Regions from separate parts of the Homo sapiens genome. Here region 1 is linked to region 2. Evidence: chromatin loops called from intact Hi-C (ENCODE). Cell type or tissue: A673. All regions are shown on one strand.

Region 1 (8,000 bases), 200 kb after region 2:
CTGAATTTTTAGCAAAGCATAAAGATGTCAAAATGTGTTCTTGCAAACATACAGATTCATAAAAATAGATTGGTCATTGCTAGAGATTTTCATTTTGTGAAGTCAATGATTTGTCTCTCCTTTCCCTCACTTTGCATATATCCATATGTCAATATCAATCTCTATCACTCTATATACATATATGTATATATGCACAAGTACAAATACATACACACACATTTTTTCTGAAATTCACTGGCATAAAATGGAATCTGCGCTTAAACATGGATGAATAGCAAAGACCTTAGTAAATTTTATACTGTTCTTCTACATCAACTGACGTAAGCAATTTCATTTGATTTAAAGTAAACACAACAGGTTAAACCCATTTTCGGATGCAATGTTTCTGCTTGTTTGCTGACTTTATCTTTGAATGATAATTTCTATTTCTAGAGCAATTGGAAAAATCTGTAGTCATAGTAGATGATTTGCACAAACTAATATATATTAAAAGAAGATTCTTTTTAAACCAACATGTAATCTGAGCAACACCAAATAGCTGATTATTTCACTCAGCAATTGCGCAACGTGAAATCCTTATTTAAACTTTATCTATTTCTATTTAAAGTCTCCATACCAGCAACTGAATTAATATATTTGCATAATAGAATGTCTTTCTTTGGAATAATAAAACCTTATGTTTTATGTATTCAAAACTTTTAAGAAGTCATCTCTTGCTTTTTCCTTCTACCTAAAATAAAACTCTAATTAGAATCAAAGTACGCTTTTTGATAGAATATTTAGCATTACTTGAGCAGTGGATTTATCACATTCTCAAATAAAATATTGAAGAGTCAATATATCATTCTGGGTTCTAACTTAAAAGTTAATGAATTTTCTTCTGTAGATAAATTCACTCTACAGCTTCAGTTAACTCACATACATCTATCCAGAAGCAATCAGACATTGTAGGATCAAAGAAGTGAAGTTCTGTAAACACCCAGACTTCATTCCATGTATACACTTCAGTGAGTGACTTAAGCAGGGTTTAGCTATTTGGATAGCCATTCTCTACTGAGGGAAGCTCTGTGCTCAAAGACAAACCGACGTCTATCCTCCCCGATGACTCCCAGAGACTAGAGATTATATATTAGCTATAGTTATACCCCAAAGCAGATTGTTACTCCAAAAATTAACTACAGGAGGTGTAAGCCAAATCTTACCAGAATAAGCAACCAAGGTGAAAACTGGACTAGGCTGGACAAATAAATATCAAAATATGTCAGCTGGAGAGGAATAGAAATTAGGAAAAGGCTAGGAGGGCCAACATCCATTCAGAACTCTAAAAATTCCAAAATCTACAAAACTTTGAAAGTCTGTTTGCCACATCTCTATCTTTCATCCAAGTGATATGAAGACCTTTACTATATGAAAATGTTCCCAGTTCCAGCTTACATACACAAACACGCACACACGCTTCACTCCATGAAATTTAGCCATTTATATATATTAAACAAACGCCCTCCAAGAGATTTAAAAGACTTAGGCAACCATGGTTGGCTATCATGGCTTAAGTAGTAAATTATTTTTATCGGTTTGCTTTTGTTTGTTCATTTTTCCCATATTTATTTATAATGAAGTTCAAGTAACTGTTAGGAACTTTGAAGAATTTTAGGAATGGCCAGAAGAAAAAACTAAGGACTTTTAGACTCAGAAGACTCTAGGTATGAATCATGACTCCACCGTCATTAATTAATCATGGCCTAATCTCTGTGTCTGAAATTCTGTGTCTGAAACATCACAGATAATAATGCCTCACGTAGAGAGTGGGCAGAAGATGAAATTGGGTCATGTATGTTAGTAAGGTAACTGGCATATCATAGGTGCCAAATTAAAAGTTAATTGTTTTTCATTCAACCTGCCCTCTGGAAATGGAAACTTGGAGGAGGGTATAGGACATGTAAAGAAAACATTCAATTACAGTATGACAATTTCTAGTAGACAACTGTGATGTGGAGATTAAAGAGGTGCACAAAAGGTAGAATGGCCAATTCTCTTCAGGGACAGCTTCTTGATTTGTTTTTTGAAATACAAACATGTTCATCAGGAGGACAATATTTAGTTGAGATCTTTCATACCTTAGAAATGGTAACATGTTTGTTTCAATGAGAGCTCTAAAATGGAGAAGGGAAAGATAGTGACACAAACATTTTTTTAAGTGCCCTGGAGGTTGGGTGGAGTTGAGGGAGGCATTCTATAAGCAGATATCAAGACTGAGAACACCTTAATTTATTCATTCAATACTTATTGGGCATCTCTCATGGCCAAGCATGTGCTAGGAATCCATTATTGAATGTAGAACACATTAATTATTTAGGAGCTAGATGCTGGGGTTCCAGGGGAGCAGAGACCATTAAGAACCCTGATTTTATTAGAACAAATTCTGTCTAATGGCCAAGCATCTGCCCTTAAAAGGTTGGAATCTTTCAGGTCAGCATTATTTATGCATATGACTTATATACACACTAATATACCCATCCCATCCCACGTATGAACACACTTTTTTTTTTTTGACACCAGCTTTCGACCTGTCACTGAGGCTGGAGTGCAGTGGCATGATAATACCTAACTACAGACTCAAATTCCTGAGCTCAAGTCATCCTCTTGCCTCAGCCTCCCAAGTAGCTGAGACCACAGGTACACACCACCATGCCTGGCTAATTTTTTATTTTATTTTTTGTAGAGATGGGGGTCCCACTGTGATACCCAGGCTGGTCTTGAACTCCTGAGCTCAAGTGATCCTCCTGCCTGAGTCTACAAAAATACTGGGATTACAAGTGTGGACCAACATGCCTAGCACACTTTTTTTTTTTTTTTTTTTACAACCAGAAAGGAGATCAAGGTATCAAGTATAGGCTGGGTGCCCAGTGGTTCATGCCTATAATCCCAGTACTTTGGGAAGCTGAAGTGGAAGAATAGCTTGAACACAGGAGTTCAAAACCAGCCTAGGCAACATAGTGAGACCCAATTCCTACAAAAAATAAACAAAATTAACTGAGCATGGTGGTGTGTGCCTGTACACCCAGCTACTTAGGAGGCTGAGGTGGGAGGACCCCTTGAGCCCAGGAGGCTTCAGTGAGCCATGATCACACCACTACACTCCAGACTGGGTGACAGAGTGAGACCCTGTCTGAAAAAAAATAGGTATTAAGTATAGAGTTTTCATTGCTTCATCCTGTACTCAGGTCTAAGAACAGAACCTCAGGAGGTACCAACAGTTAAGAGTACTAGTAGCCCTTGAACAACGTGGGTTTAAACTTCACGGGTCCACTTATATGCATTTTTTTCTGCCTCCCCTGAGAGAGGAAGACCAATCCCTTCTCTTCCTCCTCCTCCTCAGCCTACTCAACATGAAGGTGCTGAGAAACAAGATCTTCATGATAATCCAATTCCACTTAATGGGTAGTAAATATATTTTCTTTTTCTTATGATTTTCTTAATAACATTTTCTTTTCTTTAGTTTATTGAACGAATACAGTATAGAATACATATAACATACAAAATGTTATCACCAATTGTTATTTATTAGTAAGGCTTCTGGTCAACAGTAGGTTATTGGTAGTTACAGTTTTACCTTTTCAAGTCAAAAGTTATGTGTAGATTTTCAACTGTGTAGACCGTTGGTGTCCCTAACTCACATGTTGTTCAAGGGTAGACTATGCGTGCGTGTGTGTGTGTGTGTCTATATATAGACACACACACATATATAATGTGTGCATATATGTATATTAAATATGACATATATAATATACACAAATATATAGTTATTGCTACCATTGTAGGGTGAGAAAAGGAACAGTGAAGGAATTAACAGTGAAGGAATTAAAAATTCTAAAACAGAAAAAAATACTACTGAGAGTGCCAGTCCACGATGAGATATAAAGCAAGTGCCACAAATGCTAAAAGTAAATCAAAACACTAATTTCTTTATTTCTATATCAAGAAAGTGTTGTTACTACGAATGCCAGGAAAGAAGAAAGGAAGGGAAGAAGGGAGGGAGGGAGGGAGGGAGGGAGGGAAGGTAGGAAGGAAGGAAGGAAGGAAGGAAGGAAGGAAGGAAGGAAGGAAGGAAGGAAAAAAAAAACAAAAGAGCTGAACTAAACAAAGTTCACTAACATTTTGGCACTAGCTCACTGTCTTATCATGAACTGATAGTAAGAAGTTTGCAGACCAGCCATCAATGCACTAACCCCATTTTGAGTAACATAGCATTGGAGAATAAGAGAAGAGGAAGTTTTAAGGAGAGATGGATGGTTAGCCTTGTAAAATACTGCGTATTTCAGGCAAGATGTGGACTAAGGAAATGTCATCTTAGATGGTAGATGAAGCCTGGAAACTTTTGAAATAACAGTTTGGGGAGAGAAGTAATGTAACAGGTTGGTTACTGAAAAGAATAAAAACTTGTGTGACATTCAGCTCTATGTCTTCAGCTTCTTGCCATGATGCCTCGTGGCTGATAAACATTAATTATTCAGCAAGTATTTGTTGAGTGTAGTAGTAAAGAAATTAGTAGGTAGAAAATGGAGACAATAGCAACATATAAGTCACAATTTTGAGGAACATGACTGAGAACAGGAGGAGGCAATACTCCAAGTTTAGAATGATTTAAGTCCTCTTGATGCAAGCATTTTTAAGCACGGTGGGAACAGAGGAAGTGACCAAATATAAAATCTGAAGCTGAAAATGGAGTGGGGATATGAAGATGAAATGCGTGGAGGGATGAAGTGAAAGAGTTGGAAGAATGAAAGGAGATAATTGAGTCTGTTATTATTCTGCGTTTGTTATTTGCTAAGCTACCCAAAAAATGTTTAAGAAAATTGGCCAACCGTGATTCTACATTCCCCAAATACTATATCTTAGAAATATGACAATAGACTAATTATAATCATTATAACTATACTGGTCAGAGGAAAATTCATGACACCACCACCCCCACCATCCCTGCACACCTGCACACACCTGCACATAAACCCGTACTGGTGAGCTAGCGTTGGTAATGGTCCAATAGGATGTGTTACAAAATACAACTTCAACCATGCAAGGCAAACAGGGCAGATTTTGAGCCACAAAGAGCTTGCTTATTCAACACAGAGTGAATATACAGGTAAATAGCTGAAATGCCTTATTTGCATCTGAGTAACTAATGTGTCCTGCATTTAAGAATAGACCCCAGAACTGATTATAGGTAAATTTCCAGCTTACCGTTTTGACTTAAGTCAGAAAGCCCCCAAATCTTGGTCTTGAAATCACATCTGAGTGAGGAATAAAATCTAACAGTTTAAGGACACAAAATAACATGATTCTGGATCACAGCCTGCACCAAGAACTCACTTTACTAGCGATCAGATTTTATCATCTCTTTATGTATCTCACAATGAGAAAATGGCAGTGTTATTTGCAGTAGTAGCATCTTCTCCCCTGTAATGGCATTCATGTAGAAGTACTATAGGACTATAGGGTACATAAATGAATTTTTAAGTGGTAGAAAAATGTCTCCAATAACAGAAACCATCCTAAAATAAAGATTAATGACTTAGCAAAAGAAGGTCAAGAGCTGCTTTAGAAAAAGTTGGTCTCATATTGTTAGACAGGAGTTTCCAGTCTTTTTTTAGCATATGCATAAGCTAAAAGAACTTTGACATTCATATATATGTGTGTGTGTATATAGATACATATATATCTGTATATCTATATATGTATATATACATATGTGTGCATGTATGTGTGTGTGTATATATATATAATATCAGACTGATCCTAATTAGCATTGCTTCCAGAGATTAATAAAAAAGTATGAAAATAACATAGTTTAGCAATTCCATGGTCACCTCTGAATGCTTTGGGATTATTTATTTATACGTCATTTATACCTACCTGAAATCCTTCTTGAAGATAGCATATTCCTTTTTTTCTTAAACCCCCTATTTTGTTCTCTGAAGATCTTGAAATGTCTGGATTTTTCATTATGAGTTAGTATTATTGTAGTTATGGAGTCTCTTCAACAACCTAACTTCATGTTATTGTTACAGACAGCAAAGAAGCTTGTAACATAATGCTGTGAGTAGAATTTACATGATTTTCCTTGCCTTTAATCTACATTAATTATTCAAGAATATGTATGTTAACTAAATTGATTGATTAAGGAGTATATTTTGAAAGGTTCTGTATTAGTCCTGTTTTCATGCTGCTGATAAAGACATACCACAGACTGGGTAATTTATCAGGAAAAAGGGTTTATAGGACTCAAAGTTCCACGTGGCTGGGGAAGCTGAAGTCTCACAATCATGGCAGAAGGCAACGAGGAGCAGCTCACATCTTACGTGGATGACAGCAGGCAAAGAGAGAGCTTGTGCAGGGAAATTCCGCCATATAAAGTCATCAGATCTCGTGAGACTTATTCAATATCATGGGAACAGCACGAGAAAGACCTGCCCCCATAATTTAATCATCTCCCACCAGGTCCCTCCCACAACATATGGGAATTCAAGATGAGATTTGGGTGGGGACACAGCCAAACCATATCAGGTGTCTTTTAAAATCAGATTAACACAGTCATTGAAGTAGCAAGTGTTCTTTTCTCCCTCTCTCCCTCTTCCTTTTTCTTTTCCTTTTATTTCCTTCCTTCCTTCCTTCCTTCCTTCCTTTCTCTCTTTCTCTCTCTCTCTCTCTGTCTCTCTCTCTCGCTCTTTCTTTTTCTTTACTTCCTGTTTATTGTATTCAGAAAGTAGCAGCCTGGGGAAGTACCAGTGGTGAGGCAAAAGACAGTCATAGAAGACATTGAATGCATCACATAGTTTTCAGCTTAGAAAAGCTATATTAAACAACTTTATGAAAGGAAAACTCATTTGCCAAAAATCAAGAAAATTTCATGGCTTTTTTTCTGTGTTCTGCCATTTGACTAGAAATGAGAGCAAGGAAAATATTCTTGCCTGTACTGGAAAACTTACAATCAAAGATAGTAACAGTCTAGTCTTGCATTGACATTTTGAGTAAGGGTTACAGAATAGGTAACACTTCTGATCACAGAGCTTTCCCAAGAAGAGTACTGTGGGAAAGAGAAAACAGCCAAAATGTTCATGTGGCTCTTAAATATTAATTAGAATTTTGATATTACTGAGACATGGTAATGTTTTGCAAATGAAAGGGGTAGACACAAGAAATATTAAGTAATTTGCTTCAAGTCTCAATACTATTTTATCACCAGAACTAGAAGTACAATCTTTTCACTCATTAACTTAAAAATTATCTTTTGTGAAATTTGCATTTTATTATTTTCAGAATCATTGTGAGTTCCTTTATCCTTTGAATTTTTCATTCTTGATTTTTAAATGCATACTTCATTGAGCAGAATAGTTTCTAATACTAGTCTTGAGAATCATATTTAGGGGGTATATTTTCTGAACATTTACATAATTTTCTTGTACCTTTTACTTGAATAGCTCTGTACATATTTCTTTCAGCTTCTGTCTTTCAAAATTCTGTAGATACCACTTCATAAATTTATGACTTTTAATCATTCTGAATGTGATTCCTCTGTAGGCATTTTGTATTTACTAACTGAATGCTTGAAAGATTAATTTTTTTCTTTTTCCTTAAAATTCAAAAATGTATCTAGGTCATAGATTGGCATTGTCACCATTGTGTTAATTTTTTGTAGTGAGTTTTTAAATATTCTCATGAAAGCTTTTCATCAGCCCTGAAAAAAATAAGTGTTTTTGAGTGCATTTTTGAATGATACTTCTCATCCAATTGTCCTAGTGATGTATCGTTACATTTCCTCTTATTTATTCACTGTTTTTATTTACATTCTAGAGGAGTTTTCTTCTAAGTTTTTCTTTACTTCTTTGATACCTTTTCCTTTCCTCTTATGTCTTTTATGTTTGTGGATGGATAAACTTTATAAATCTGTTACTCTATACTAATCTCCATTTCAATCTTTTTAAAAAATTCTTCCCAGATAG
Region 2 (8,000 bases):
CTGCACAGGTCTCTCTGTTCTGCTTGGTGTTTCACTTCTTATAATATCATCTGCCTCTCCATTCATTTCATCAACATGTCTGTCATCAAATGATCCCTGTATTAGTACATTCTCACACTGCTATAAAGATACTACCTGAGACTGGGTAATTCACAAAGGAAAGAGGTTTAATTGACTCACACTTCGGCATGGCTGGGGAGCCCTCAGCATACTTGCAATTTTGGCAGAAAGTTTAGGAGAAGCAAACACCTTCTCCACAAGGTGGCAGGAGAGAGAGAGAGTGAAGGGGAAATATGATCCAATCACCTCCCACCAGGTCTCTCCCTGGACACATGGGGATTACAATTCAAGATGAGATTTGGGTGGGGACACAAAGCCAAACCATATTAATCCCCCTCCTTTATGGACTACACCCTTATTTCTTAAAACTCCTATGCTAGCCATGCTCAGCAAAATGACTCATGGCTCTCCTCATTAACCAGAAACCCCAGACACAATTCTATTAAAGCTATGTTCTTACCTCTTAATCAAATTTAAACCATTTCTCAGGCTCTTTCCTAGACTTTTCTTTTACATAAATTCAGTGGCCATAGGCCCTGGATTATTTTGGAATCACTTGGTTTTTCCAATCTGTTGCCTTCATGATAATCTTTCAACCATTATTTCCAAAGTAGATTCCACGAGACTTTTCTTAAAAGATACACATTGTATCTTTTTATATAGGATTTATAAAGGAATCAGTTTTAATCCTTGGTCACACTCTGCTTTGCATTATTTACTGTGTGTGAGCCTTCTCTTTGCAAAAGGATTGTGGACTAGCTCTGATCAAGGCCTATATTTTACACACAGTTTTTATAGCATCTTGCTCATTGCACAGTTAAGAGTTTAGTAAACATTTGCCAATTCAGTAAGTGCAACTCTCAACTATATTTGCATTAAATTTTAGTTCTTCTTCATTTAAATAAATGAGGTACCAATAATAATCAAATGAGGGAAGATTTTTTGGATCAGAACTAATTCCAGATCACCATTATATTACTTCATTAAATCTGTCTACATGTATACTTAGTCCTGGGTGCTTACATATTATTTAATTAGTGCTTCTATGTTTCATATAGGATAGAGCTTTTCATTATTTTAATTTCTTAGTAGTTAACTTTGCAGTCTAGATTGAGCCCTTCCCTATGCTTGAATATCAGTTGTTTGCATGTGTGTGTGCATGGGTATGCACATTACCGATAGATGAAAGATGAAAAGGGTGAAAGGGGAGGGAATCTCAACATCCATGGGAGGATCCAGGAATGTTTGGACTGCAAAGTAGAGCTTGGAAACATTTGTCTCATGTAGACTTGGGTTTAGATTTAATGAGATAATTTTCCACCTAGGATTTACTGGCTTTCAGACCCTTGGGGAGCTTTATGTTTTAGGCAGTGAATTGTCTGACCAAGATTGATAATCTGATTTATTACAAATATTATTCTACACAAACGTTAGAAATTTAAGTGGAATATCATCTAGGGCTGGCTTTCTGCCAATTTGGAAAAAGAATAATAATGAAGTGAATGTTTAGTATTTATTGCAGTAGGCTTATCATCAAAGCTGACTGAGTAGACAGCAATAGAAAATTCCATCCCAGAGTTTCTCCCGTAAATGATTACTCTGAGGTATTATTTTGGATATCAAAATCTACTGGTGGCAAGGTTATACGTTTTTTTAAAAAAGGAATGAACTGAAAAACAGTATGGTATAGTTCAACAATTACTGGAATAGAAGTTTGTTTTCTACTCACTCGCGAGATGTCTCATTGCTCTGCATATATCTACCCACCTTTATCCTAGGATAGTTATAATATAGGTCCTATCAATAACATAAGCTTTCTGGAATAATCAGTGAAAATGTCTGTGGTCATGCAAGACAAAATATATTTATTGTGAATTAACATAACTTGCACACAACATTGGATGGCCTATTTTTAATCAGGAAATAACTATAGTGGGCAAAAGGCTTTGTCAGTTCCAAAGAACACAGTCCACAGTAGTCATTGTAGTAAAATAGGCAAGTAATTAAGCAGAAAAAACTTATTAGAATCCATAAGCTTGGTACTAAAAGCAATCTGGCTGCTGGGTCTTGATAAATAAAACCCCCTCCCAAATGCAGATGGCCAGGCAGAAACTCTTTGGATGCGGTTCTATTTAAATTTGACAGCCTATTTGAAAGTGACTGCCTGAGATCCACACCCCAAATTTAATTACCACTGCATCTGTTGTGATGCGGCTTGTGATGAACAAGCTGCCACTACTATGTTGTTGTAGAGGTTGTTGCCTCCCCTCATTTATCCTCAGGCAGTGGCTTCACACGCAGTCTGGCTGGCCATCACGCTTAGCCTGTTAGATTCCTGCCAGGCTTCATCTTGCAGCAAATACTGGCTGTTGGCTGAAACAGAAGCTGAGAGAGCGGTTCCTGTTACCCATCCGCCAGTCTCTCTCTGCAGGAGTGGGGAAATAGTAGGAGCAACACTGACTCAGTCACAAAATGTGTTCAGTCATCAATCCAACTGCATGATCTTCCTGAATGGTTTTGCCAGTTGCCAATTTTATGATGATCTGTGAGAGCGTTTGGTTATCTTTCCCCCTTCCCTCTTTTCCTCCCTCCCCCTTTCTTCTCTTTCCTTCTCCTCCTCTTTCTTTCTTTCTTTTTTTTTTCTTGATTTCATAGGCAGTTCCTTATTTTCTATATACATATACATAGACTAAGTAGGCACTTAGGAAATTTTTAACTTCCTATTTCACCTTTCTGTTTTTTAACTTCCTGATACCATTTGTTTTGACATTAAAGGACACCTTGCCTCTTTGGCTGTCCAATACATAATTTAGCTACACAAGGGACACAGCCTATTTAATGAGGCTTTTTTATTCATTTCCAATCAGGTCCTAATTCCAGGACAAAGTTTATTAAGCCTGGATTCCTAAAATCATCCGAAAGTTATCAGAAAGACTTCATTTCTATTCATAGTCCTACTCTAAGAAGTATTTTTGGCAATGAATCCCAGCATAACACTGCACCAAGATGCTGCATCAAGATACTGTAATCCCAGCTACTTGGGAGGCTGAGGCATGGGAATCACTGGAATCCGGGAAGTGGAGGTTTCAGTGAGCCGAGATCATGCCACTGTACTGCAGCCTGGGCCACAGAGCGAGACTCTGTCTCAGGAAAAAAAAAATACTGTATCCAAAAAAAAGAGAAAGAAATAAAGGAAGCAAGAGAGAAGGAAGGAAGGGAGGGAGGGAGGGAGGAAGGAAGAAAGGAAGGAAGGAAGGAAGGGAGGGAGGGAGGGAGGGAGGGAGGAAGGAAGGAAGAAAGGAAGGGAGGGAAGGAGGGAGGGAGGGAGGGAGGGAGGGAGGAAGGAAGGAAAGAAGGAAGGAAGGAAGGGAGGGAGGGAGGGAGGGAGGGAGGGAGGGAGAGGGAGGAAGGAAGGAAGGAAGGAAGGAAGGAAGGAAGGAAGGAAGGAAGGAAGGAAGGAAGAAAAAAAAAGGGAAATGAACCATCGGGACATAAAGTGAAAATCATTCTCAAAGTAAGTTTAGTACTTCAACAAATGTCTCCAGGAAGTAATAATTTGCCTGTGTATCTTTTGTCTAAGTCATCTAGGAGAAGATGAATTCTGTGTCAGACATCGCGGTGGTCCCTTTGTGTATATAATTTATATAATCTTCACCGCAAAACATCAACATGATATTGATGATCATGCCCAATTTGCAGGAGAAAAGTGAAGCTAGAGAAGGAAAGTTACTTGCCCAAGCTTACATAGGCTGCAAATTCATAAGTGGCTTGCAAATGCAGGTCATCTTTCCTCTCTATCTCACTGTCTTTTGGATATTTTACGTGCACACTGATGTTTGGATTGCATATGTGTTCATGTTAACTATACTTTCTGTACAATTTGAGCCCCAAATAGTTTTAATTAAATTCTTTTCTATAAACAGTTGAAAATACTTAGGCTTTCCTCCTTCACTGGTAGGATTATAGAACTAATTAGGAAAGGCCAGAAGTTCACGTCGTAGTAGGCTTTGCTCCTGCAGAATCATAAACTGCTCCCCAAACCTTGTACACCATTGTCCATGTTCTGCAAGGAAGTTAGACAAGAAGGCAAGGCCAAACCAAAGCCAATTGTTGCTATGTTAAAAAACAGCTGGAAGTTTCCATCATGCTGAAAGTATGTTTAGTAGTATCTCAACTGCCCAGAGGAACAAAAACATTTATCACTTACAGAAATTCTTACCTCTAAGAATACATTAAGTGGTGTTTCTCTTTACAAATGATTGGTCTCAGCATATTCTTAGATATTTCTCATTTCGCCAAATTATTTCCTCCAATATGTTACACAGTTTTTTAAAAAACTTGCTCATTGCATTCAATTATTTAGTCTACACTCTGGGAAGTGAAAAGCAATCATGTTGGTGTTTGATTTAAATAAAATGTTTTTGGAATAAAATTAGAAGAACAAGTTGATTTTCATCACCTTATATTTGTTGAATAAAGTGGCAATGCTCTTTATTTTACTTATGTAGGTGCAGTCTAAATCTGCTTTTATTTAAAAAGTCATTTGCCCCCCATCAATTGAGAATAATTTGGGCTGTATATGAAATAATTATGACTGACATTTTCAGAATTTCTAACAACAGGATCTTCAGAAATAATATGGCAAAATGCAATTAAGAACTAAGCTAGTTTTTGTTTGTTTCATTTTTGTAGTCATTAAAGGTCCCTAAGACTGCTGAAAAGATGATATCACTTAATAACTATGGACAAAAAAAAAAAAAAACTACTTGGAGTCAGACAAATCTAGCTTTTAATTCTTGCTTCTCCAGTTAACAAGGATGAAGTCTTAGGCAAGTTATTTCACCTCCCTAACCACACTTCAGCACTTGTTGAATGGGGATGGTGCTCTTATTTTATATCTGTTGTAAGGATTACATGAGATAATATAGGGAAAGTGCTAAGCAAAATAAATTAAGCAATCAATATACATTTCTTATAATGATAGTACAATTTTCTCTGGTTAGGTGACTTTTGGGGATGGGGTAAGAAAGATCTGTATTTGTTGCATTGATATACAGCTACTGGCTCCATGATCTTGATGATGATTATGCTGGCGGGATAAACCCCTCTGTCACAGCATTATGCTTTTCTTTTCAGTTTTCTTTTCTGTCTCTCAGGGTTATCATCCATTATCTATTGCTGATTTCATTGCGATAGTTACATGTTGTGCTCTCCTAATATTACTGCTTACTCATGATACATACAAGACCGTCAACATACAAAACTAATGACAATAAGAAACAGAATTAAATACAGCATGTAGGAGACAGAAAATAAAATTTCTGACTTCTGTTTTCAGATCAGTCATTGAATTGTTACTTGAAAGTAGACATTCTTCGAGGGAACTCGATAGGAAGCTATCTTTCAGAAATGCTATCCTCATGATCAGATCTGTTTTTAAGCTTACAAAAGCAGTTTTGTAACTTCCATAGTTTGTATATTTTTTCAAAATAACTGCATTGACTGGGGCTTCACTTGTATTCTGTGACATTTTCCTTCCCCCAGAGTAATATGGAAGCAGTTACCTTACACAATAGAAGCCTAAGTGTAGAGTAAAGCTGTTACATTCAGAGTACCAGAGAAGAAGGACACCAAACTAACAAAACATATTTTGTTTTTCATAAGAGATTTACTGCACATTTCTAAGAATAGGAATAGTAAAGCATGAAAAAAAAGTGTTTGTTCCAACTTGAGAGGCTTGAATGATAATATCATAATAGTATTTTAATTTATATTAGATCTCTTTATTATAAAAATGAGTACATAGTTATGATTATTTAAAATCATTGAGTATAAGTGACATATGCATGTCATGATAATTGTACATGGTAATTGTGAGTGGGAAGAGTATTGTTGCAATACAAAAAGATTAAGAAGATCCAAATATTTTATACAACAGGTTATAACCAAAGGATATTGAACAAATTGTATCATATTTTCTATATCTAAGATGACTGACCTAAAATATTTCAGTGAACCGAAAGTGCATTATCTCATTTTTAAATTAGTGAACCATTTTTAAAAAATACATAGAGATTCCTTGCTACCAACCTGATTTGATATCTTTCTCTTATTTCTATTTAAGTAATCTTTTAACCAACAAATGTCCCTAGGATTCAGCTTAAACGAGGCTGACATCATAATAATAGTATGATTATGTGATGGCCGTAATAGAAAATATTTTGTAATAACATAATATATGTATAATAAAATATAATAGTAAATAATTTTGAGCTGTTACTAAAACTCAGGGGCTGTGTTATGAACACTTAAGGTGTTATCTGATTTAACTTTATGGTGTAAATATGAACATAATCCCATGAAACATTGTATTTTGTAGAAAGCCTTCACCTTTCGTTTTTCTTTTTAATAGATATATTAGGATAAACCACCTACCATATGATTCACCCATTTAAACTGGTAGCTATTTTAGATAGGAAAGTCAGGGAAGATTTTCATGCAGAAGAGTCATGTGAGAAGAGTTCAGTATATAAGAAAGGTATATTTATGACATAATAGTGAGTGTATCCTTGAGAAGGCATTCTCACTAGAGTGAACAGAAAGCCCAAAGCTTTGGCTTGAGTGGGAAGAAGATATAAAGGACATTTTATTTTTTTAATTTTAATTATATGAGCTGATTTTGGAGGATTTTGAATATGGCTAGCTTATATTTCAAAAGAGTCACTGTATTGTTAGGTAGAGGATAGAATGAAGAGAAAAGACCAATTGGATGCTTTTTGCAGTGGCCAGGGACAGAGACAGTGATGACTTGTAGGTTTAGGAACACTGGAAGTGTGAAGGAAGGCCAGATTTGCACCATATATTAGTCCTAAGTTGCAACTTAATTTTGCATCCATTAATAATTTCTGACCTGGCACATGCAATTCATATCTGCCCTGTGGGGTTGGTCAGAGCCATGGACTCTGAGTCACAGATGTCTCTCTGACTTTGCTATCTTGCCCATTTCTTACACATGTTGTTTACTATGGAACGATAATTTTTAAACATTATCATGCATCAAAATCCAATGGGGCACTTGGTAAAATACAAGCTGCTGGGTCCCTCTCTCAGAGATACTGATTCAGGAGGTCTTAGGCAAAGCCCAATAATTTGCATTAAGAGATTTCTAGCTTATCATGATGCTACTGGTCTGCAGACTAGGCTTTGAGAATCACTCGTCTGGACCGTGGATTAGCAAACTTTTTCTATAAAGAGCCACATAGCAAATAATTTTAGCTTTGTGAATCACAGAATTTCTGTTGCAGCTATTCAACTCTACTATTACCTGAGATCAGCCATAGACAAAATGTAAATAGATGAGCATGGTTGTGTTCCAAAAAATGTTTTACATAGTAGGTGCCATGTGACCCTTGCTCTAGAACATTTATTCTAGTCCTAGCTATCTCTCCTACTGCTCAATATTCTTAGATATGTATATGTATGTGTATATCAGAAAATAATATACATATTAGTATACCAGCCTGTTCTTTAATATCTCAATGTTTCTCTAGTTTATTTTTTGATACCTTGCCAGTAATTTAAAAATTCACATTTCTAGTATTATATTATGGAAATGTAATAGTATCTTAAGTCCCCAATATTTCATTGGAAAAGTAGGAAGGCTTAGAGAAATTCTTTTAGGAATTATGTGTTAATTTTGGAGATCCAAAACACATTACAAAAGTTATTTGTTCTGTACTAAAAATTTTCTATTATAATCAGCCTTCTTATTTTAATAATAAGTCCATTACAATATGCCACAAGAAAAGACTGAGGAGGGGAGACCTAAATTAAATAAAAATAATATATTATCATTTTGCAGACTTACAAATGTAATGTAAATATAATGACATAAATAATATGAAATTTCCTGAAAGAGTGTGGCCTCTTGGTTTTTCAGA

The links. Peaks named below come from ENCODE experiments on the same cell type or tissue, not always from the same donor. Only the 100,000 strongest peaks of a DNase experiment are listed, where the experiment ranks them.
Region 1: it touches region 2 in a loop (4-fold over the local background); 10 of 110 quality-filtered maps call a loop at or near these places.

The regions. Positions count from the first base shown.
Region 1 is chr14:86,661,977-86,669,976 of GRCh38, forward strand. No RefSeq gene overlaps it. Among named protein-coding and RNA genes, the nearest start is that of LINC01148, 240 kb to the right of the region's middle. In A673, no CTCF peak of the experiment used is centred here; a DNase peak (open chromatin) is centred at 4,205; H3K27ac peaks cover 3,006 bases.
Region 2 is chr14:86,462,133-86,470,132 of GRCh38, forward strand. No RefSeq gene overlaps it. Among named protein-coding and RNA genes, the nearest start is that of LINC02309, 130 kb to the left of the region's middle. In A673, a CTCF peak has its summit at 247 (motif pointing right); DNase peaks (open chromatin) are centred at 269 and 3,739; H3K27ac peaks cover 2,512 bases.